3 separate regions of the Mus musculus genome follow, and all the other regions are linked to region 2. A link is a loop called in an ENCODE intact Hi-C map of the cell type or tissue named here. Cell type or tissue: left cerebral cortex. All regions are shown on one strand. Region 1 overlaps Epb41l1 (erythrocyte membrane protein band 4.1 like 1). Region 2 holds the start of Scand1 (SCAN domain-containing 1). Region 3 overlaps Epb41l1 (erythrocyte membrane protein band 4.1 like 1).

Region 1 (8,000 bases), 200 kb before region 2:
TGAAGGCATTTGCAGAAGATCACACAGGAGTGCTGAGGGAGGAAACAAGAGCTCCGATGCTAAAAAAGCAACAGTTAAGGACTGATGGGGGTGGGACATGATTTACTAAAAGAAAGGACAACTTGGCTGGCACCAGTGCACTGGTCAAGCTACATCTGGTCCAAGTCACAAGATGGTACAACATTAGGATCTCCACAGATAGGCCAACCTCCATGTATTCTCTCCAGAGTCCCTGGTTCTCCAGGGCCTTGCTTAGAGTGCCCCGTGCCATCTGATGGAGCTGTCTCCGCTCCAGCCACAGGAGTGAAGAGGGATCAAGTCTACCTCATGATGAACAAGAAGAAACCCCACAGGGCAGCTCCACTGACTCCTAGCTGTCCCGGCCCCACCTGGAATTCTCAATTACATCTGGGGTCAGAAGAAGTCCAGGAAGGGGGCTCTCTAGAACCTGCATCCTAGGAGAAGCTGTTAGAAGACGGGCAGAGAAGAGGTGTTCAATTCCTCGAGGGACCGCCTCAGGGAGGCTGCAGAGTCCATGGCCAATAGGTAGCAAGAAGAAGCCCTGATCAAGACAGACTTCACAGAAAACTTCATGCTCAGCACTTGGGAGCCCAAAGCAGGAGGACCACGCATTTGAGTCCAGCCAGGGCAACATGGGAAGGCCCTGTGGAAGGAGGGATAAGACAGAAGGAGGGGGTGGGGGAGGGGGTAGGAAGGCAGGGAGGTCCTGATGACTGTAGATGAGACAGTAAGGCTGATGTGGCAGGTCACTGGAGAAAGGTGCACACTTGGCTCAGACCCCACAAGGCACTGTCCTTGTTTCTTTTTTTTTTCTTATTTTATTTTTATTAGATATTTTCTTTATATACATTTCAAATGCTATCCCGAAAGTCCCCTATACCCTACTGTCCTTGTTTCTAAGAGCATCTCCCGACACCAGAGCATCTCCCGACACCATGTCCCTAACGCTGGGATGCTGCTGCCTCACTGTCTCACTGCTCTCAGGAGACGACACTGAGTGGTTTGTTTTTATTTTTACATGAAGAAGACTTCAGGGAGAGTTGCAGGCTGTATTCTCCCTTGTCTGGAGCTTGCTCATCTCCTTCCTACATTCACAGCAAACTCACGTCTGCTACAGAAGTTTTCTCTGTGGGAGGAATAGCGTCTATATCCTCAGAAGCCACACCGACAGATGGGGCACAGAGGCTACATGAAGGATGTTTTCCTATCAGTAGACTCCCACGGCCAACAGATTATGGGATGTAGGGATCCAGACCCAGCATCCACACAGGGCCACAGAAAACCCCAAGAGCCTTTGACCTGGTGCTCATCTGGACCCAGAAGCAATGCCCTCCTCACTTAGAAGGCTTGCCTCTCTACAAACTCAAGGATGCTTTTGGAAGGAAGACATGTACTTTTGCCAATGTCCGATGAGTTTAGATGGCTGGAAGGAGAGAAAAGAAGGAGACTGTGCCCTAACCCATAGACTATAATCAGGCTTCTAAACACAGACAAGAGCTCAGGGCAAGTCACGGTCAAGGGTCAAGACACCTAATCCCAAGCTTAATGTTAGTTAGAGCCTGCATCCGGAAAGGATCATGCCTTTGCCCCCTTGGAACTAGAGGGAACCAGTTTTTCTGTCTTCTGGGAGTAGCAGCAATCCTGTCCTTACTGGTACATAATGGATGAGGGAGGGGCTGGCCCTTCGTGGATCCCTGGGGTGGGGACACTTGCCATTTATAAGACAGGGACAATGTGGACCACCTTTGCTATCCTCTCCACAGCAGAGTCTGGCCTGTTCCCCACAACCCCAGGGAAAGGGTTTTCTTAAGATCCTGGAGGGTAGACAGGGATGGGCTGGAGGCCCAGGGGCAAGGGGTGTGGGAGAGTGAAGACAGTAACCTCAGGAGACGCTGCGAGGCTTTTCTGAGTGAACACTTCCAAGCCTGCTGCTGTTCCAGGGACCAAGTCCTGCTGAGAAGTGTCGTGGATCCTCTGGGCCTGCAGGGGAGGCCCAGGCCAGAGGAAAAGGAGAGAGAGAGAGAGAGAGAGAGAGAGAGAGAGAGAGAGAGAGAGAGAGAGAGAGAGAGAGAGCGAGCAGGAGAGACACACATAGTCTGTAAATAGTCCAGCTTTGTAAGCCCCATATTAACATGTTAGTTCATAGGGTCAGTCAGGAAGGAGCCATTCTGAGGGAAAAGACAGATAACAACAGCAAGGCAATCCTGTGCCTTCTGGCCAGAACCCCATTCTCACTAACACTTGAGGGAGTTTAGAATACCATCATTAGACTCTGACTTCAAGCCTGCCGGAGGTGTCATGGCTCAGGCTATGATTCGAACTTATAGTGGGGGTCACAGTCATATTTTTTAAAAGTTGTCTTTGAGAAGCTGAGGAGATGCCATAATTAGTAAAATCCTCAGACAGGCAGGAGGATTTGGGTTCAGATCCCCAGAACCTATGAAAAAAAGCCAGGTGTGGTCCCAGCTCTGGGGAGGAGGTGCCAGGCAGATGCCCGGAGCTCACTGGCCAGCCAGCCTAGTTGAATCAGTGAGCTCCGAGTTCCATGAGAGGCTTATCTCAAAAAATAAAGTAGAGGAGCTGGTGAGATGGCTCAATGGGTGACAGTGCTGTTGCCAAGCCTGAAAGCCAAAGTTCAATCCCCAGGGCCCCAGGGACGAAGGAGAGACTCTGCAAAGTTGTCCTCTGACCGCCATACATACCCCACACAGACACATGCATGCACACATACACACACACACATACATACATACATACACATACACACACAAACATACATACATACCCCACACAGACACATGCACTGCATGCATACACACACACACATACACACATACACACACTGTAGATAAACACATACATATACATACACACACAAACATACATACATACACACACTGTAGATAAACACATACATATACATACACACACAAACATACATACATACACACACTGTAGATAAACACACACATAAATAAAGATGATTTTAAAAATGGTAGAGAGTGACTAAGGAAGATGCCCCCCCCACAGAGGTGTGCCTAGTAATGCACACACACACACCACTACCCCCCTACACACACAGAGGTGTGCACAGTGCTACACACATCCACACCACCACCACCACCCCTTAATTGGCTTTCAAACTACCTGGGTTTGACCAATGGGAACAGTTCAAGTTCCTGCTGCTTTTCCCCTTGGCTTGGGTGGGACCCAGCAAGCTTAGAGATGTCTCTGGGAGTTCTGGTGGCATGTCCTTGCAGGGTCCTCTAGAGAGCCATATTGGGCCAGGGATCCAGTCACCTTCAGCAGTGTCCCATAACTGTCAACACTTCTTAGGGGACACTGAACTCCCACCTTCATTGTTCAGTTAGCCTTGCCAATGACCTCCCAATGGGATGACACTCTGGTCCCCTTTAAGATCACCTATGCAACGAGACTCACAGAGGTAACATCACCTACCGGAGGACAGAGTGAAGTTCTTGTCTATGACTCCTCCCTATTTTGCAAATCCTCAAGAACCCATAAATGCCAAGGCCCTAAAAGCCAGCTCTAAATGGTCCATAACTCCAAGGTGGGCTCCTGTACTCCTCATGAGTACCGACTACAGTTTTCAGGGCTAAGGAGGTGGTGGCTGGAACCGGTCCCTCTGTCAGCAGTTCCAGTTGTCACCAGCAGGTGGGGCACACCCCTTAACTCTGGTCCTAGCTCACCAACATTCATTCTGCCCATTCTTTCTCTGCGGGCATCTCACCCTTTGGGTAGCTTCTCCATCACACTTCAGTTGCATCCAGGCCAAGACCTAGCCCGTCTCAGGAATGTTAGAAGTCACCCTGTCCAAGTCTTTCCCGAGGGAATGAGCGGTCTAGAGGAGAGTGCTGTGCACCAGTCTGAGTCTTGGTTGTGCTGGGACCTCAGAAGCCCTCAGAAAAGGGGCTGGTCTAATCTACAGCCTGGGGACCATGTGCATCCTGGGTAACTACAAATGTCAATCAAGACATGCATATTTGACAACACGGTGTCATAATGTTTAAGTCTGTCACCTCTGCTAGTAGGTGCAGAAACTTGCCTCCTTTCTAGAGTATCAGGCTTCAAGGCCCCCAAAGCAACCCTGACTGTGTGATATTGATATTGGCAGCTATGGAATCCCAGCTGGGTTAGTTTTATGCCTCACAAGAAAGCTCTCTGTTATCTGGTGAGCTCAGACCATGGCGGGTACCAGTTCAATCAAACGCTCTATGAACTAAATCATGACTGCATCACCAATTTTCAAAGCACTGGAGAGAAAGCAGGTACACAGCTGGCTCTTCGCCCGCTCTGCACACGATCTGGCCTTGCCTCAAGCCAGCTGTGAATTAAAGACAAGCAAGCACAATGACTCATGGAACACAGCAAACGCATCTTTCGTGCCGAGTTGGTCTTTGTCTCTCTGGATCTCAGTAAAAGGCAGTCTTTAAACAGAGGGTTCCCAGCGTCCTTCCAGCTTTGATTTGGAGTTCTGCAAGGCACAGTCCTGGGACTCCATAAGGAAGACCAAGTTTTCCATATCAGGCAACACAGTGGCCATGCGGTCCCTCTCCGGGCATTATTTCATCTGACCTTTGTAAACATCCTTATTCACCTAACAGGGCCTTGGAGAGATTAAGTAACAAGCTCAGAGCCCTCAGCCCTCAGGTAATGGAACCAGGAGCTTAAGTCTAGAACACGATCAATCTGGTGAGCGGTGAGCGGCAGCTTGAGCGAGAAGACGAATACATTGAAATGGGTAAATCCTGCCAGGATTCCACAAGTGCCGATACAATAACTTGGGGTATAGATATGGGATTTCCCCAAAGCCTGTCTTCATCTTTCTCAATTAAGAAAATAGCCCCCTGATTTCCACCCTGGAGGCAGGACACACAGGGTCCTGAGACAGTCTCAGGAGCGTTGGGTTTGTGCAGTGGACTTACCACCTTGGTGAGACTTGAGGATCCTCCCAAGAGGGACCGTGTTCTCCCTGCACTCTCACATAAGCCCCCAAGGGTCTGGCTCCTGGGTAGAGCTTCCAGGATTCTTAAAGTTGAATTTGCAAGAGACTTGCCTGGGGCACTTGTTTAAAAGGCTGGTTCCCTGGAACTCTGATTCAGTGGGTCCCACAGGGGGTCTCGGAGTTTCTAGCAAGCACCCTTTCCCCAGTTTCCTTTGCTTGACTGAAGGGGAACACAAACAAGCTACCATGCATTTTTTGGAGTTTTTCATGTTTTAAGATGGTCCATGGGACTCAGGGGTTAGTGGGTTTGACTTTCTCAGCCTAACCTGCCTCCCCATCCCTCATGTCTGTAAGCAACTAGGAGACACATTATTTGTGTGGAGGATAAATGTAAATATGTACTTAGCCCCTGCCCCACCCAACTCTGTGTCTCTTTACTCACAGTCCCATCAAGGGCCACAGCATGGTACCTACCTCACTGGCTTTTTCCGGGGTGCCCTTGGGGGAGGGGGAGGCAGGCGACGAGGGCAGCCTGCGCTCCCGATCCCAGTCTCGATCCCGGTGGATCAGTTTGCTGTTGGGCTCCTTCAGGGTCCTCTTGAGTTCATTGATGCTGGCCTGGTGCTTCAACAAGACATCCTCTGGCTTGTCCAGGAACTAGGCATGAGAGAAGAGGGAGAGGTATAAGATGACCTACTGTGGGCAGAAGACACAGGAAGACTGGGATCACCACCCTCCACTACCCCTCCCTACACTGTCCCCCTCATAACAGTCCCAGGAGTCAAGGAAGCAAAGACAATGAACTCCACGGGGTGTCCTGACCAGGGGCATGGGGTGACTGGATGGTGTCGTGCCCTCTCTTCCCCTGCCTCCCTTACCCAAGAACATTCAACTCCACGGAGCCCTCAAGTCTCGGTGAGCACCCATTGTGTTCTGAGCACAGACAGAGTCAGGCACAGACTTTCCTGTTTATGATCCAGGCACAGCAGGCTGTGTGTTCCAAGGTGAGACGTCCCTGCTCTGTTCACTGAGCCGCACTGGCTCGCTGGCTTCCCGGAACCCTCTTGAATCGTGGCTCCTACCTCTGGTCAAGACTAGGATCACTTAATAGTGTGCTCAGTCTGGGCTCCCTTGAGCCCCCATCCAACCGCTCAGGCTCCATGGAGGCATGGGAGAAAAAAGTGCCTAAGCTGGATCACTTAGAAAACTGGGCCCCGTTCCCTTACTCAGGACCAGAGAAAGATCGTGCAGCACTGCCTGCCGTGAGCTGCTGCCTTCTCTATCCCAGAACCTTTCGGATGCCTTCTGAGTACTGACTCTCTAAGAGTAGGAGAAGTCAGACACCGTCAGAGAGACCAGGAAGCTAGGGTGGAAGTGAAGCTTTTGTGGGGGCGAGAAACCTGAGACTAGGAAGAAGAGAGGTGAGTTTCAAGGCCTAGCACACGAAGAAGTCAGGTAGAGCTGGAGTGCCCGGTGTGTACGAGTTCATGCCAGTGTTACAGATGGAGCAGTGTGCTTGGGCCCTGGGAGGATGAGCCACAGACAGCTGCCCATGCTGGCCATCTGCTTGGGACATCATCTGGGACAGAGAGAAGTGGGCGGGGAGCCTAGGGGCTATCTGTAAGGCTATTTGAGAGGAGCCACCTGGGAGATAATCTTGCTCTTGGGTAAGGCTGGAATCTTCCCTTGGACTCAGCTCTGGCATCTAAGAATCTCTATAGTTGCTTTCAAACCTTCTCAGGAAGAAAGCCAATCCAACCGAGGCTTCTGCCACCCCCCCCCCAGGCACCTGCTTGGACCTCGGCCCTCTCTCCCTCCCTCCCTCCCTCCCTCCCTCCCTCCCACCCTCCCTCCCTCCCTCTCTCTCGGGCTAAGCTGGCCACAGACAGTGTCCGTCGGAGAGGTCAAACTCAGTGGACTTTGCCCAGGGCTTGAGTACGGGCCTCAATGGTGAGTGGCAATGAATAGCAGATGATCCCAATGGGCCTGCTGGCCTTGGGGGTGGGTTGTGCTCCCAATAGTACAACTGTTGGGTCCTGGGATTCCTAGAGCTTAAAGGCTGAGAGTCAAGGCCTGGCACAAGAATAAGGCAGGTACTGCTGGAGTCACAGGTAATATGCCTGCCCTATTGTGTAGCTGACGATCAGGGCCCACCAAGTCTTTCTAAGACCCAAAGTTGGTAGTTGAGCCGGGCTGAAGCCCGGATGGCAGGGTATCATGACAGGCTCTGACTATGGCCTGCTCTCAGCTAGGATAAATTGTCTCTCTTGTACTGAAGGGTCCAGAGAGATCTGGGTGCTGCAAAAGGGAACAAGAGGTGGGGGTGGAAGGCGAAGTTGATAGAAGCAGAGAACAGGAAGGTGAGAAGAGAGAAGGAGAGGAGGTTTCCAGGGAGGCACCAGCAGCCCACTCAGGAGGGCGGTAGGGCTGGAGTCTGAGCGAGCAGGTGCTCCTCCTTCCGCACCCGAGCCCCACCCTCACATCTGGTTGTCAGGGGATACAAAGAACACAGAGAAGATGGGGGTGTGGGGCAGAGGTGATGCTAAGGAAGGGTGGGAGTAGAGGGAGGAGCTAAATGGACTCAGAGAACTGGTGGAGGATGCAAGTGGGGTGGGAGGCAAGCATAGATCACCAGGCCAAGCGACGAGGGACATTGGGTGGCAGGTACTGCACAGGGATGGGACTAGAACCTGCCCTGGGACTTGAAGACATGAGCATAACAGGGAGGGCAGTGATCAGAAAGGAAGATAACGGAAGAGGGTGTGGAAGGAGGGCAGACATGAGGCTGAAGGTAGGGGGCCTGAGCCAGGGAGATGGAATGGGAATCTGATGGCTATGGGGGGAGGGGTAGGTCCATGCAGTACCTCCTGCTTGTGTCGTGGCGTGGTTTCCTGCTCCGGCTGGTGGGATAGCGGGAGGGAAAGGAACCAGCAGGGTCAGTAGGACAAACAGATTAGAGACACCACCTCCAGCCTGATCCAGCAGAGTAGCCCTGTGCACTCACACCCAGTCC
Region 2 (8,000 bases):
TATTTGTGAAAGGAAGCTGAACAACTGACTAACAGAAATGCAGATGCCGAGGGGCCAGCAAGAAAAAGCTTCAAGTCCGGATTGGCCCATGAAGTTTCCCAAGCTTACAGGCCAGCAACTACAAAACCCACTGAGGGGTCCTTGTGGTGCCTCTCAAGGTCATCTTTCATACCTCCACGGGAGACATCCTCAAGGATGGGCAAGGTGATCGTCAGAAATCTGTCCTAACAATGGTTACCTGGCTGTTACACAATCCCTGCGCAGAACCCAAAGGAACAGCAGGGATGACCAAAGTCCTATCATCTTGGGCCTGAGCTGGTTGGTTTTGTGTCAATCTGACACTAGAGTCTTCAGAAAGGAAGGAGCCTCAGGTGAGGAAATGCCTCCATGAGATCCAACTGTAAGGCATTTTCTCAACTAGTGATCAATGGAGGAGGGCCCAGCCCATGGTGGGTGGTGCTATCCTTGTTCTGGTAGTCCTGGATTCTATAAGAAAGCAGGGTGAGCAAGCTTAAGGGAAGCAAGGTAGTAAGCAGCACCCCTCCGTGGCCTCTGCATCAGCTCCTGCCTCCAGGTTCCTGCCCTGTTTGAATTCCTGTCCTAACTTTGGTGATGGACAGTAATGTGGAAGTGTAAGCTGAATAAACCCTTTCTTCTCCGAGTTGCTTATTGGTGTTGATTTTTTTGTCACAGCTACAGAAACCCTGACTAAGCCCCTGTCCCTTTCTGGAAAACGGAGATACAAAACTTTTTTGGGAGTCAAACAGAATATACCACCTGCCAAGGGGGCATCAGAGATTATACTTTTGCTGGCACCATCTGAATTTTCATAGAAACTTCCATGAGGTTAGTTCTGAAAGTCTCAAACCCAGGACAGATGGTTGAGTTGCCTATTTAACATGTCAAAGAGAACCTGGCCACCAGGTCCACCCAGCATCCCTCAGCCCTGCCTATTACAGTCCTCCTGGCTTGTATACCCTGACCCCTACCCCGAACTCTACAGCCCAGTCGGGGAAGGCTGCCCTTCCCCCAGAGGCTCTTCCCTGTATCATACAGCCATTTTGGTTACCTGCTGGCTTCGGACCTTTGGGCTTTCTGGCTGTGGTACCTGGTTCTGCCTTCCCCCTCCTCTCTCTCCTCATGGCTCAGGATGATGTCCCCTCTGGCCTCCCTCAGGGTCTCTGACTGTGGCCATGCTTTCCCTGTTATCTATACTAGACCTTCCCCTCCACTGTGCCTAGGAACCACAGTCATGTTCTTTTCTTTTTATTCCTCTTTTCCACTCAAGTTCTTGCATTCAGATTTTTTATTTTATAGATTAAAACAGCAACACCTGTAGCTCAAGAGGCTGAAGGCAATGGACCTGACCTAATGAAAACGTGTGTGTGTGTGTGTGTGTGTGTGTGTGTGTGTGTGTGTGTGTGTGTGTGTGTGATCCATGCGAGTGTACAGGTATGAAGATGCCAGAAGAGGGCGCTCTACTCTATTACTCTCCTCATTGCCTTGAGATAGGGTCTCAAGTTGAATTTAGAAGTACGTATTGGATAGGCTAACCACGCAGTTCTTTTGATCTCTACCTGGGCCCAACGTTAAGGTGTAGGCCAGCTCAGCCATGCCTGGCTTTTTCATGGGCACAGGGAGATTCAAGCCCTCATGCTTACACAGCAAGCACCTGTAGAATTTTAATCCAGCAACATGGCTGCTCCAGCGAGGGATCACATCCAAAGGCCTTCTAGGTCTATGTGATCCGGCTGGAATGACATTCCTTTAATCCCTTAGTACATACCTTAATCTCTTAACAATGATGGTAAGGAAGGTTAGTTTATAGAAGGAAGCAGGTTGGTCTGAAAGTGACATCTAAAATTAAGGGGCAGACAAAGTGTTGAATCAGAGAAAGATTTGACAGGATGAGTCAGAGATTGGACATGCCCAACTCACAGGAGAGCAGCACTGGAAAAGAGACTACTTAAGAGCAGAGAGGGAAAAAAAGGTGTGGTGGTGTGTTGGGTTTTTGGCAGTTTAACAGGACAGTTTGACAGACATAGGTGAAGACAGAATGAGCCAGAAGATTAGAACAGAGTGCCAAGAGCCGGGTGTGGTGGCTCACGCCTTTAATCCCAGCACTTGGGAGGCAGAGGCAGGTGGATTTCTGAGTTCAAGGCCAGCCTGGTCTACAGAGTGTGTTCCAGGACAACCAGGGCTATACAGAGAAACCCTGTCTCAAGAAAAGAAGAAGAAGGAGGAGGAGGAGGAGGAGGAGGAGGAGGGGAGAGGGGGAGGAGGGGGAGGAGGAAGAGGAGGAGGAGGAAGAGGAGGGGGAGGGGGAGGAGGAGGAGGAGGAGGGGGAGGAGGAGAGTGCCAAAGTTAGTATGAGGCCAAGCAGAGCAATTCAGTCAGAAGCCAAGAGAAGCTGAATGAACCCGGTCATTCTGGAAGACTTAGTTGTCCGGAGGAGGATAGAAGCCTAGAACTTCGTGGGCTGCCCAGAGCTGTGGACTCACAATGCTTGGGTACCACGCTCATCTCATCCCATCATCCCAAGCATCCTTACCAACCGCTCCATCTCCCTAGCTCTGAAAGCTCTGTCTTTTCCAGAGCTTGATTTACTCCACCTGACAACTGTGAGGCAGGCACTATTTATTGCTGGGGGTGTTAAAGCAAAGAAAAGATGTTTCCTGACACCTGATTCCGACACTCTAGACAGCAGCTAGTCAACAAAGATATACTATAAACTGTATGTGTAATTTAAAAATTTCAAAGTAGTTGTATTTTAAAAGTAAAAAGACACAGGTAAAATTTAATAATATAGTTTATTTGACCCCCATATATACAAAATTACATAACATACTCAAATATGTAATAAATACAAAATATTTTTCTTTTCCTACAGACACATGCGTAATTCTACATTTTAATACATCTCAATTTCGGGGTATTTACCTTTCAAAGATTCAGTAAATACAAGAAGCTAATGGCCACCATCTGGGACATCGTTAATTACAGTTTACTTATTAAACTTTTTTCAAAGATGTATTTACTTATTTTATGTATTCACCGCTGTTCTTTTCAGACACACCAGAAGAGGGCATCAGAGCCCATTGTAGATGTAAGCCACCATGTGGTTGCTGGGAATTGAACTCAGGACCTCTGGAAGAGGAGTCAGTGCTCTTAACTACTGAGCCATCTCTCCAGCCCCCCACTTATTAATCTTAAAGTTAAAGTAGTACCCACTGAATCTCTTTCTCTTGGTTTTCGAGGACAAGCAAAAACAATGACAAAGAAGCCCTGAGCACTTGTTTGGGGGCAGGAAAGTCTGAAGACTCTTGCCCAAATACTTTGTCCTTCTCAAAATAAAGTGAAATCAATTGCACCTATGCAGGCGACAGTATATGTGTGTGTGTGTGTGTGTGTGTGTGTGTGTGTGTGTGTGTGTGTGTGTGTGTTTAATGAGATTCTCAGCTCAATTTATAGCTCAGGAGGTGTCCTTTAGCTCTAGGATTACGGGCTTGAGAGATCTTTTTAAAAGTAATTGGAGCCCCTGTCCCGCTGTCCCACCCAGGGCATCCGCCCAAGCTCCGACAATCCCCTAGCCAACCATCACCCTCCTTTACCCAGGACTGTCAGCGCTACCCCCAGATCCTGCCTGGTCAAGTAGGGACCAGCATCTACCCTAGGAGGCGCAGGTCACCTGCACGCCAGGGCGGTCCTTCGGTTGGGGTGTCTCCGCCTTTATCTCCTTAATCGAGGCCGGACTCTCCTTGTCTTCCTCTGATCTGGAATCCGATCCCGACTCAGATTTCGACTCTGTCGTGTCCGACTTGTCCGCCGGCTCCAATGGGGACCTTGCAGTGCCGCCATCCTTAGTGTCAGTAGAGCTGATGTCTACGGACTTCCCCAGATCAAACTTCACGTGACTGGTAGAGGAGGCGGCTTCCGGATTCGCGGATCGGTTCATTTCCGGCCACCGAGGAGCTTCGCGGGTCGAGGTAAGCTGGGCTTGCCCGCAGCCTGTCCTGAGTCCGCGTCCCGCTGGGGTGCCCGGGCCCTGCCCTTCAGCGGCCCTCTGTTACCTCCTTCCGGTGCAGACGCAGGCGAGGCGCCGGACTGCGAAACAAAGGGGGACGCCAACAGCCGTAGTCATGGCGGCGCCGCAGCCCAGCCAGGACCCCCAAAGCCCCGCGGCGCCTCCCGAGCAGCAGGAAGGAGCCGGCGACTGTGCGGCCCCGTCGCCCGATTCCGGGAGCTCCCCGGCCCCGGAGCTCCCCGGCGCGCCCGCAGCTTTGAACACGGCGCCCTACGCTGACGCCGCCCTGCGGCCCGGAGCCTCTCGGCCCGGCCCCGAGACCTTTCGCCAGCGCTTCCGGCAGTTTCGCTACCAGGACGCGGCCGGGCCCCGGGAAGCCTTCCGGCAGCTGCGGGAGCTGTCCCGCCAGTGGCTGCGGCCGGACATCCGCACCAAGGAGCAGATCGTGGAGATGCTGGTGCAGGAGCAGCTGCAGGCCATTCTACCGGAGGCGGCCCGGGCTCGGCGGCTGCGGCGCCGCGCGGACGTGCGCATCACCGGCTGAGCGGCGGAGCCTGGGGCTCCCTGGACTGACACCCTACCCCTGAGTTAATAAAAGTTGAATTTTGACAGCTCCCATGTCTGCTGTGTCTTGCGTTCGTTCTTTATTTATTGGGTTTATTTTACGAACTTGTTGCCCACCTTTCCAGCTGATAGCTAGAGGATTCTGGGAACCTGTAAGATTAAGGCTTTTGATTAGCTATTCCTGGACCACTGCATTTGCGCGAAGCTGTGCCCTTAGGCAGGAAATCTACCTAGATCTAGACCACATTCAGTTTTTCTAAACCTGCATGAGTTTTGTTTTGCAAAAGGCCATGTTAATGAGGTTTCAGTTTTCTAGCCTTCTATTCTCCCCTCTGCCTCACACTATCTAGTATCCGAGCTTCAGCAGATGGCAGTACACAGCGGTTTCGAAGCTGAGCAGTAAAATAACTGGCCCTATTAAATGCTTTATTTAGTTGGTTGTTGTGACTCATACTTTAAACCTCAGCACTCAGGAAGCAGAGGCAGGAGGGTCTCTGAGGCCAGCCTGGTTTTTACATAGTGTGTTCCAGCCAGGGCTATGTAGACCCTCTCAAAAACAAACTCAAGCAACAGAACTGATATTGCCAAGGAAAGCGAACTCTCGTTTCACTTTATGCTTAAAGATCAGTAACTGGAATCAGTACAACTGGACAACAGTGTTTTCCCAGTAATCTTGTTGGAAATAGCCTCTTCTTCCAACGGTTACCTGGTAAGTTTTTTTTTTGAAAACAGCTTTTCTCAGTTTTTCTTTTGAGAAGTTGATGTGTACTTTACATAATTTCCACTTAACTTCTCCATCTCATATGACCTCTACTTTCACATTTGTTAGACACACACACAGAGTATCCAGTGTCCTGTGACAGGGACTGAGAAGGCTCGGCATGTTTCCTTGCCTTAACCTATATGGGTCAGGGCCTCCTGTCTTTCTATATACACGTGTTGGTCATTTGAGAAATGTTTTGCATAAAACTATTTAGCGTTCATGACCTTAAAAACAAACCAATGGCCATGACGGAAATGTGTATCATGAAAAGACGCCTCGGACTTCGGACTCCTTGACACCGATGCCCATTCCTCTCCTTTATCAGCCTCTCATGAACTTCCTCTGTGAGAGAACTCCCTGGAGTGAGGCACACTTGTGAGCAAGACTTCCCTCTCTGCCCCATTTTTTAAACCAATGAGTAAACTCCTCAATCTCCAATGTTCCACCTGCTCAATGGTTTCCCCCGGGATGAGCCTGGAATGCATGAGTAATACGAACTTACTGTGAGGCTCCTGTTTGAATTTTGCAATGAAATGAAGACAACCAGTTTTGAGGATTCTGCCCAGGCATGGGTGTTAGTTGAGGGGTAGTTCAGGTCTATAGGAAGCCTGGGTTTGTTGAACGCAGTAGGTAAGTCTCAGTCTAGGGAAACAGCCTGTCCTGCCTTGCACTGTGTCCAGCAACCAAAAATGCAGTAAACCTGCAGCTTCCACTGCAATGTGTGAGCCACACTTGAACTCAGGACCTTCAGAAGAGCAGTCAGTGCTCTTAACCGCTGAGCCATCTCTCCAGCCCCCGGCACTTTATTTTTTAAGACAGGGTTTCTCTATGTAGCCCTGGCTGTCTCCGAACTCGCTCTGTAGACCAGGCTGGCCTCAAGCTCACCATAATGCATAAAACATTTAATCCTTGCTGGGTTATGGTGGTATACTCGGAGACCAAGACAGGATCATTTTAAGTTTGAAGCCCAACTTTGGGTTGCATAAGCTCAAGGCCAGCCTGGACTACATTGCAAGACTTTGTTTAAAGAACAACCAGGTGTGGTGGTACAGGACTTTAAAACCAGCACTTGGAACAGAGACGGGATTTCTGGGAGTTCTAGGCCAGTCAGGGCTATATAGTGAGACTAAACTAAACCAACAAAGCCCACAACCTTTTATACTTCAGTAATGTGACTGACACATAGCAACAAGAACCTGTTTTTATTTTTCCAGATACAGAAGTTTGCATGTTTTGCAAATATTGCTTGAAAGCAACACTCATATGTACAGTGCCTTCTGTCTAATAGCGTGTAAACACAGATACGTATCCACAGTGCAATGTTGGCTCAGCCAGGATCCACCTTGCATACATACTAAAGAATGACTGATCAAACCAGAACTGTTTTGTCAAGGTGACTTTCTATAGGTGGATAGGTTTTTTTAACAGACAGAACATAGGTAGTGCACATCTTTCTAAATGATAACATTGTTTGCAACAGATTCCAGTGCTCCAACTTAGGGGTGAATTCACTTTGACCCAGGAACTGGGAGTGGAGCCCCTCAACATGGCTTTAAGTTAGGGAAGAACTGAGGTTATCAGAATATGGGGTTTCTGCTTTGTTTCCCTAAAAACAAGTAATAATGAAACCAGATTATGTCCTTTACAAAACCTAAATGATAAACCCAGTAAGGACCACACGGCAAGATTAGCATCATTCAGTTTCTGCTTCCTTCTTTGAACCACACAAAACTGACTGCCTTCAAGGTTACAGCTTCCCCAGATGTGATACTTAAGAGTAGTTACATAAAAAGAAAAACCTCAATTTAAAATCCTTTATTACATTTGTGTGTATGTGTGTCACAGAACAACTTGAAGGTGTCAATTCTCTCTATTCGGTCCTGGGTCTTGAACTCAGGTCAGCAGGCTTGGTGGCAAGCACCTCTCCCAACTAAGCCACTTTGATGGCCCCAAATTAGTATCTAACAATCATCATACCTCACACAGTTGTAGCTTTAAGTATCTTGTTTCTTTCCCTTTCAGACAATCATCATACAAGTCTCAAAATGTAGCTCTATGATAAATTATCCAGAACCGTGATGGCATGTGTACTCTTGGAGCACTTCTTCCCACAAGAAGACATCAATGTGAGCAGTGGGAAGCAGCCTCTTGTAAGGGACTGTGTTGGCTTAATTACACATCACACATTCCCTAAGCTATGCCAGGTCACCTCATGCTTGCTCCACAGCACATTTTGTATCAGATGGTGAACAGATCTTTAGATAAGGGCATTCATTCCCTGAAGCTTCTCTGTACACAAGCCTGAATTTATGGCCATGATGGCCTGTTAGGCCTGAAACTTAACCATTCCTAAGGCAGCGAGAGGTGCTGCTGTTGGTAGCTACCGACATTGGCTCCTTAATGTTTACATAGTAAATATTTGCAGCCTAGAACATTACAGATTACAAAACTGATAATGAATCTGTGGATGTTGATGAATAAATCAAACAAAGTTTACCGTTAGTGATACAAAAACTGGTGAAAATGAAGTCCTCACAGCACGGAACCTTTTACATTTCACCTAATAAGATAAAACCAAGCAAACAACATAGCAATGACACATGGAACCAGAACCTGCGAAACAAGAAACAACACAAACATCTCTGTGAA
Region 3 (8,000 bases), 150 kb before region 2:
ATCACACCAGGACCAGCATCGCAGCAGGGAAAAGGGGACCAGGTGTGAAGAGGAGCAGCCAGACTGGGGCAACAGACCAGCACAATCGCCCTGACCAGTGTGAGCCAAGGCAGTCCTCCTCCACAGGTAAACCCCTGTGACACAGTCCCTCCAATCCTGCCAGGCCAGTTGGGGGATCCCTTAGGGGTGGCTGTTGTTGCCTCATTCCTTGCTACCTACCATGCTACCATGGTCTGGATATCAAGGACTCAGCATTAGGAAACTGTACCAATTAACATTGTCAAGGAACTGGAGTGCAGAAGCAGGTAAACTCCCAGGATTCGCTGGCCAGCCAGTACCAGGAGCCAGCTGGAGAGCTCCAGATTCAGTGAAGAGACCCCCATCTCAAAAGTTAAAGTGGGGAGTAACAGAGGGAGACAGACCATGCCAACCTCTGGCCTCTACATGTACACACACATGTGCAAACAAATATCAACCCATACACACGCACACACAACACTCAAGTATCACATATACATACAAAGTAATGATGAAGAGCTAATATGTTGCTAAGTGGTCATGGCTAACATACAGTTAAACATGGTGTCAACGTTCCCACCCAAGAACTGGGATCACAAACCTGAACCATCACATTCAACTAGAAAATCATTTCGGGCCGGAGAGATGGCTCATTGGTTAAGTGTGGGTGCTGTTCTTCCAGAGGACCTGAGTTCAGCCCCCAGCCCCCACATCAGGCAGCTCAACAACTGGAAACTCCAGCTCTAGGGGATCCAGTGGTCCCTCCTGGCATCTGTGGGTACACACGCACACACACTAAATCATATGTGCATGTATATGTGTGTGTACATATATATATATATATATTATATATATATATATTGTCTATGTGTATATATATATATTGTCTATGTGCAAACATTATGCGTGTGTGGAGACCAGGTCTCTCAATGGCCTGAGAATTCCTAATAGACTAGACTGGTTGGCCAGCAAGCCCCAAGGATCTCTGGGCCTTCAGTGCTGGAATTACAGGCACATGTCACCACACCTAGCTTTAGAAACAACAACAACAACAACAACAAACATGGCTCTGGGACCAAACTCTGCTCCTCCTGCCTTCTGTTTGCTTGGTTGGTTTCTTGGTTTGGTTTGATTTTTAAGACAAGGTTTTTCTGTGTAGCCCTGGCCATCCTGGAACTGGCTCTGTAGCCCAAGCAGACCTTGAACGGAAAGAAACGTACTTCTGCCTCTGCCTTCCAAGTGCTGGGATCAAGGGCTTGCGTGTAGCATCACCACCTGGCACTTGTGTTTTAAATACATAACTTTGTAATGTTTCCAGAGCTTGTTGTTTGGTTTTTTTTTTCATCCCAATGGGATCATTTCATTTTGCTTGTTTGGGGTTTTTTTATTCTGTGACATACATGTGGACAAATACTATTTATATTAGTAGGACTGCACCATCATCTCTAGCCACTCACACTAAGCTTCTGGCTAGAGCTATTCAAAGTCCTTCCTGGAATCTCAACAGAGCCCCTGATGCAGCCCCTCTCTGCTTTTGAACTTTGCTGCCCTTCTCAGCCACTCCCTGGAGTGTTACTAGCTGAGAGCCCAGCTAGCAGGTCCCCATCATCTTCTAACACAGGAACATGCTGGAAGTCCGCTCCAGGCTCCACACCCATGAATCCAGCCTGGTTAGAGGGACTCCAGTTCCTTCGCTGTACAGCAAAGGAAAAAAAATCAATGATAAGAAATGCTGGCATGATGCCAAAGCCACGTCTGCACTTGCTCTTGCTCCCTGTAGGTCACATCTGAAACCACGTCGTGCAGTGGATAGGGCCCATCCTGCAGATGAAGAAGCTGACAGGGGCCCAGCAAGCACAGCAGCCACATAACTTTCCAGAGCCACACAATGAATCGGGACACCAATGCTGGTCTGATTTTGACATGCAGCAAGCAGGAAGAACTGAACAGCTTGTCCTGGTCTACAGAAAGAGTCGGGTTCTCCAGAGTCTCTGCTCCGACCTCTCCTCCCTTCCTGGCAAGGATCCCAATAGCTGCACCACCATCTCCTTCCAGAACCCCACAAAAGTCCATCTGGGGTCACATGCCCTGCATCCCTACATCAACCCACCATCATCCCCTCCCTCTTCTGGCAATGGGTCCTGCTGCCTCCTCGGGTCTCCTAGCAACAAGACATCCCGCAGTGTCGCTGCTCACCACCTCTGGGCTCTTCCAGCTGGGCCTGTCCCTCTCATGGGGGTCACTGTACCCTCAGGGGGCAGATGGAAGCAAAGCAAAGAGGCGGAGCCAGCCTGCGTGGCCCCCATGCTGGGCCTGCTCCCAGCATCCACATTGGGGGCATGGGCTCTGGCTGTGGCGACCTTTTCTTGAGCCTACAACTAAATGCTGACTGTGACATAAAATGGAGCCAAATCCTAGGGTTTCAATTCTAGTGGACTCCAACTTATTTTTGTACTTTTAAAACACATGGATTCTTCCTACTAGAATTTTAATATTCAAAGCAGCAATAAAAAGCATTAGTGGCAATAGACCTGGGGCTATAGACCAATGGTGGAGTACTTGTCTAGAGGCGCAAGATCTCAGGTTTGATCCCTAGAAACACACACACACCAACACCAAACAAGCATCAACAACAAGAGTTCCAGGACAGCCAGGGCTATACAGAGAAACCCTGTCTCAGAAAAACCAAAAGAAAAAAGAAAGAAAAGAAAACTCTTAAAAATGCATTAGCTAGGGCTGGAATGTAGCCCGATTGGCAGAGAGCTTGCCTACCATGCTTGAAGGCCTGGGTTCAAGGCTAGCATACACCAAGCATAGTGTGCATACTCATAATCCCAGCCTTTAGAAGGCGAAGGCAAGAGGATCAGAAGTTCAAGGGCATCCTTGCTATAAGCAAGTTCCAAGGCAGCCTGCGGTACAGGAAGCCCAGTCTCCAGATAAAACAAACCCCAGACAGCTACAGCCACACCTACGAAGTAAGCACTTCTATTTCTATACCCATTTTATAGACAATAAAACTGATCACTAACTTGCCTGAAGATGTTCAGCTCTGTGAATCTGAACAACTGTGTCTGACACCAGAGTACATGTTCTTGCCATTGGCTCTCTTGGAAAATCAACCGGCCCTCGCCTCTTAATGCAATGGTGGGAGAAGAAATGTGTACTCAGTCTCTGTGTGGGTTTACTGAGCATCTACGGAGTGAGCTATGAGTGCAGGAAAGCCCAGCTTCCATGCCATTGGCTAGAAGTGCTGCGTATGGTGGCTTCTCATAAATCATTATGCTGTTCTCTCTACTTTTCTATACATTTGGAATTCTCCACAATAAAAAGAAAAAAAAAGATGCCAGCCAGCCTGCAAATTTTAAGGCTGTCTCATATGAGCGGAAATCCACAAAAATCACCCAAACTTTGGGATATTCTGCTCTGACAGTTTTGAAAGTCAGAGAAGGGCAAGTGTTGTGGAATATTTCTACAGATTTTTCAAGAGAAAAATCTTATGTTGTTGCCAAGAATCTGAGAGCTAGGAGAACCCCAATCAGGTGGGCTGAACCCTCCCCCGACTCTTCATAGGAGTACAGTGTCCCAGGCCCCAAGGGGCTGGTTCTTTGACGATCTACAAGCTGGTGGCCACATGATGTGGTAGGAGATCCCGGCAGCCACTGTGAATCTGGAGGTCTATGATTAGAAAGCAAATTACAGGCCTTGCTCTGTCGGTTTCCAGCACACAAAACCGTCCTGGCAGTCAAAGGGCTTTCACGAAAGTTGTTCAGGGTTTCCAGTGAACGTGAACACAGGAAAGGCAGGAAAATGGTGGGGATGTGAGCGGGGAAAGAGAAACAGCACCACCGAGGCAGAAAATTGCCCAGACAGGTGGAGCTGAGGCCGCAGGGAGGCAGCAGTTCGCGACAATTAAAAGCAGGCTTGGGCAGCAGCCAGCTCTCAACTCTGCCTCAAGGCTTCCGAGCTGTTCGGCTTTGAGCAAATAAGCAATCTCTCTGAGCTTTCATTTGTCAGCCATAAACTGGGGATGATTTTATCTGCTGTACCCGGTTGATAAAGAGCGAGAACGGGACAGCATATATCAAATATCTGACCTAGTTCCCACCACATTATTGATAAGACACAAGAAACTCCGGCTTTTAAATAAGTACCAATGGGGCAGGGGAGATGGCTCAGTTGGTCAAGCACTTGCCTTAAAAGTATGAGGGACTGAATTCGGATCCCTAAAACCCACATAAAAAGCTGGGGACACATGCTCTAATCCCAGCAACAGTGAGATGGAGGATGACAGACAGATCCTTGTAAGCATGCTGGTCAGCTAGGCTAGCCAATTCAGTAAAGTCCCAGGGCAACGAGAGATCCTGTCTCAAAAAAAAAAAAGAAAGAAAATGCCAGAGGCTATCCCCTTGCCCTACACAGACACACACACACATACACACTAACATGCACGTGCCCACACCAAATATGCACTTCTGAGTATAAATCCAAAAGAGATTTTAAAAAAACCTCATCAACAAGACAGTTCTATAGCCAGTGCTGCTGCAGTTATTCACAATAGCCAAGAGGTAAGGAAAAGGGTGTCTATTGATAACAAAATGTGGCCCACACAATGAAGTATTATTCTACCTCAGAAGGAACATGAATGACCCTTAAGAACATTATGCTAAGTGAAACAAGCCATTCATAACAAGACAAGTGCTGTGTGATTCCACATACGGGAGGCTGTTAGTCAAATTCATACAGGCAGAAAAGAGAGTGGTAGTTGCCACAGGCTGCAAGAGACGGGGAATCGGGGGTTATTGTTTAATGAATGGAGATTCAGTTTTTCCAAGATAAAGAAGTTCTGGAGAGCCAACAAGGAGGCTCAGCAAGTCAGTCTCATACCTGATGGCCTGAAATTGGTCCCTAGATCCCAATGTTGAAGAGGAGAACCAACCTTCAAAAGCTGTCCTCTGATTTCCAGCATGCCCTGGCACACACACACACACACACACACACACACACACACACACACACACACACATACACACCTGCACTATGACACACAGAAACACACACACACACTCGATAATGATAATAATAATAACACCAACAATCATGGATGGATGGATGGATGGATGGATAGATGGATGGATGGATGGTAGTGGCTGGAACACAATGAGATCATCCTTAACATTATTAAACTGTTCGCTTAAAAAACGTAAGGGTTACCCTGGGCTGTTGTGACACACATCTTTAATCCCAGCACTTGGGAGGCAGAGGCAGGCAGATCTCTGAGTATGAGGCTAGTCTGTCTACAGAGTGAGTTCCAGGACAGCCAGGGCTACACAAAGAATCCCTGTCTTGAGAAAACAAAACAAACAAACAAACATACAACCAGCCCACAGATGTACACACACACACACACACACACACACACACACACACACACACACACGGTAAATTTTAGGATATGTGTATTTTGCCTCAATTTAAAGAAAAAACGTAGTGTTACATAGAGAAATATGAACAAGAAGAAAAGACTAAAAACCAAAGATAGAATGAGTGTGACACCATAGTAATGCTGAGATACATCCAGGCATAGTGGCACATGCCTTAAATACCAACAGGCAGATGGAGCTCTGTGAGTTCAAGGTTATCCTTGTCTATACAGCAAGTTTCTGACCAGACAGGGCTACACAGTGAGACCCTGTCTTAAAAATCAAAAGACAAAAAGAGAGACACACATCACATAGTCTGAAAATTAAGCCACTTCACCTCCTTAGCTACAGGGGCTTCCAGTTTATCATGTCATCCCTATGGCTTATGGGATCAAGTTTAAGTTTACATGGTCAAGAGTTTAATTACCCAGCAAGCCTAATAATTCTGTATAGTAGCTATAAAGAATGGGTAAATGCCGGACAGTGGTTACGTATTTAATCCCAACATTCAGGAGGAAGAGACAACCAGATATCCAAGTTCAAGGCCAGCCTGGTTGACAGAGTGAATTCCAGGATAGTCGGAGCTACACAGAGAAACCCTGTCTCAAAGAGAGAGAGACAGACAGACAGACACAGACAGACACAGAGACAAAGAGGGAGATAGAGACAAAGAGAGACAGAGACAGACAGAAAGACAGAGAAAGAAAGGGAGAGGGAACTTTGGGAACAGAGGCCTGGGTTCAAATCTCAGCCCTGCTGATTCCTATCTGAATGGCTCTTCAATTATTTCTATACTAGAATAAAACAATGGAGGCAGGGCTAAGAGCTTGGTTTACAGGATTTATGGTCCAGAGTATTTACTGATGAGAAAAATGAAGGTGCCTGCTACACAGTACTACTGCCTTAAATACTATGGTGGGATATACTGGACTCCTGTCTTATATACTATGGTGGGATATACTGGACTCCTGTCTTATATACTATGGTGGGATATACTGGACTATTGTCTTAAATTCTGTGGTGGGATATACTAGACTACTGTCTTAAATACTACAGTGGGATATACTGGACTACTGTCTTCAATGCTATGATGGGATATACTAAACTACTGCCCTATATATTATGGTGGGATATACTAGACTAGGGTTTAGTTGATGGACTGGTGTGATGTTGGGGCTTGAACTCAGAGCCTCACACAAGTTACATGAAGTATATTTTCAATGGGCAGCAAGAAGGAACCCTGGACTCAAAACTCTTGCTTTCTTAGTTCCCCTCCTGAAATTTGGACCATTAAAGCCAGCAAGAACCCCATTTTACAGACAACAGGATCAAGACCCATCAGGAAATAACTTATCTAAGGCCCTGAAGGAGGTAAATGAGGATAAACAGGAATCTTGACTCCCGCTGACTGGATCCTGCAGTACACACTCTCACTCTCAGGGAAGTTGCCTTTGTCTACAGACTTGGGAGGAAAGGAAGGTAGGTTTTCAGGCCCCCAACACCGACATGCAGCTGGCCCTAGCCCAAGTGGAAATAGAGCAATCCTGTCCTCTGATAGAGCCATGCCAGCAGCAGGGCGGGGCTCTATTGCTACAGGACCAGGCCAACTGGGCCAGCAGCCAGAGTGGCGCCAAAGGCACAGCTCAGAGCCCTCTCACCAGCTACATAATAAAGTAATTATGGGATTAGGGATAAAATTAGTCACTTGTGTAATTATTTTCCTTAGAACAAGAGCAGAAAGGGCCTTTTTAAAAGAGTCACTCCTTGGCCATCCCAAGAGCACTGACTCGTAGTCACAGATGAGTGTGCACAGACACAAACACAGACACACACAGAGCAATGATGTGCTAGTGGGAGAGGCCACAGGTCTCCCTGTGCCTCACCAAAGGCCCTAACCCTAAAAGACAGGGGTGATAGATACTGAACACCTTTGTCACAATGTCACAGGAATATCACCTCCTGTCAGGCACCTTAGCATGGGAAAACACTCTCTTCACGTGAGAACAGTATCTGTATATGTGGGTGCGGGTCTGTATAGTATATTTGTGGGGTGTATGTACACATATGTGCTCACATGTGTGGAAGCCAGAGGTAGGCACTGAGTGTTTGCCTTGCGTGACCTTCACCTTATTTTTTGAGGCAGGATCTGTCTCTGAATCCTAACCTTATCAACTCAGCGAGGATGGCCGGCCACCTGTCCTTGCCTCCTTGGTGATGGGACTAAGGAAGAACCAGGTCACTTCAGCTGTTAGGTGCGAGTTGGGGATCTGAAGTCAGGCCTTTGTTGTTGTATAACAAGCGCTTCACTGACCGAGTCATCTCCCCAGTGCCTGATGGAACCATCTCACGGCCCTCCCCAATCACGAGTGCTCCCTCCATCTTGGAAATTGATGCTACAAAACTCCAGGCAAGATCTTGGGGGCCAGAGGACTTCCTCTATGGTATTAGCAGCTATGGGAGGTAGACTAGAGGCATCCATGCCCTCACAGCCAGCATCTGTGGGCATTACCTCACACCCAGAAGACTTTCCACATATGATTCAGTGAGGGAGTCTGAGATGGA

Evidence for each region. A loop is a pair of places that touch in the nucleus more often than their neighbours do. Peaks named below come from ENCODE experiments on the same cell type or tissue, not always from the same donor. Only the 100,000 strongest peaks of a DNase experiment are listed, where the experiment ranks them.
Region 1: it touches region 2 in a loop (6-fold over the local background); 5 of 42 quality-filtered maps call a loop at or near these places.
Region 3: it touches region 2 in a loop (2.0-fold over the local background); 2 of 42 quality-filtered maps call a loop at or near these places.

Annotation. Positions count from the first base shown.
Region 1 is chr2:156,511,672-156,519,671 of GRCm38, reverse strand. It overlaps Epb41l1 (erythrocyte membrane protein band 4.1 like 1), which reads right to left. Exons shown (of 25, transcript NM_001368800.1): 14 at 7,852-7,887; 15 at 5,462-5,644. Among named protein-coding and RNA genes, the nearest start is that of Gm33977, 17 kb to the right of the region's middle. In left cerebral cortex, a CTCF peak has its summit at 3,695; DNase peaks (open chromatin) are centred at 1,172, 3,703 and 4,325; H3K27ac peaks cover 462 bases.
Region 2 is chr2:156,308,488-156,316,487 of GRCm38, reverse strand. Phf20 (PHD finger protein 20) reads right to left here. Exons shown (of 18, transcript NM_172674.2): 18 at 6,535-8,000. Scand1 (SCAN domain-containing 1) reads left to right here and starts at 3,784. Exons shown (of 2, transcript NM_020255.3): 1 at 3,784-3,986; 2 at 4,086-4,642. The coding sequence starts at 4,140. The coding sequence ends at 4,568. Cnbd2 (cyclic nucleotide binding domain containing 2) reads right to left here and starts at 4,015. Exons shown (of 13, transcript NM_027585.2): 1 at 3,689-4,015. The coding sequence starts at 3,955. In left cerebral cortex, CTCF peaks have their summits at 3,073 (motif pointing right), 3,687 and 4,938 (motif pointing right); DNase peaks (open chromatin) are centred at 3,885, 4,362, 4,487, 4,910 and 1 more place; H3K4me3 peaks cover 2,331 bases; H3K27ac peaks cover 1,415 bases.
Region 3 is chr2:156,456,587-156,464,586 of GRCm38, reverse strand. The region is part of intron 2 of Epb41l1 (erythrocyte membrane protein band 4.1 like 1); the gene reads right to left. Among named protein-coding and RNA genes, the nearest start is that of Gm33977, 38 kb to the left of the region's middle. In left cerebral cortex, a CTCF peak has its summit at 3,911; DNase peaks (open chromatin) are centred at 1,962 and 3,901; H3K27ac peaks cover 699 bases.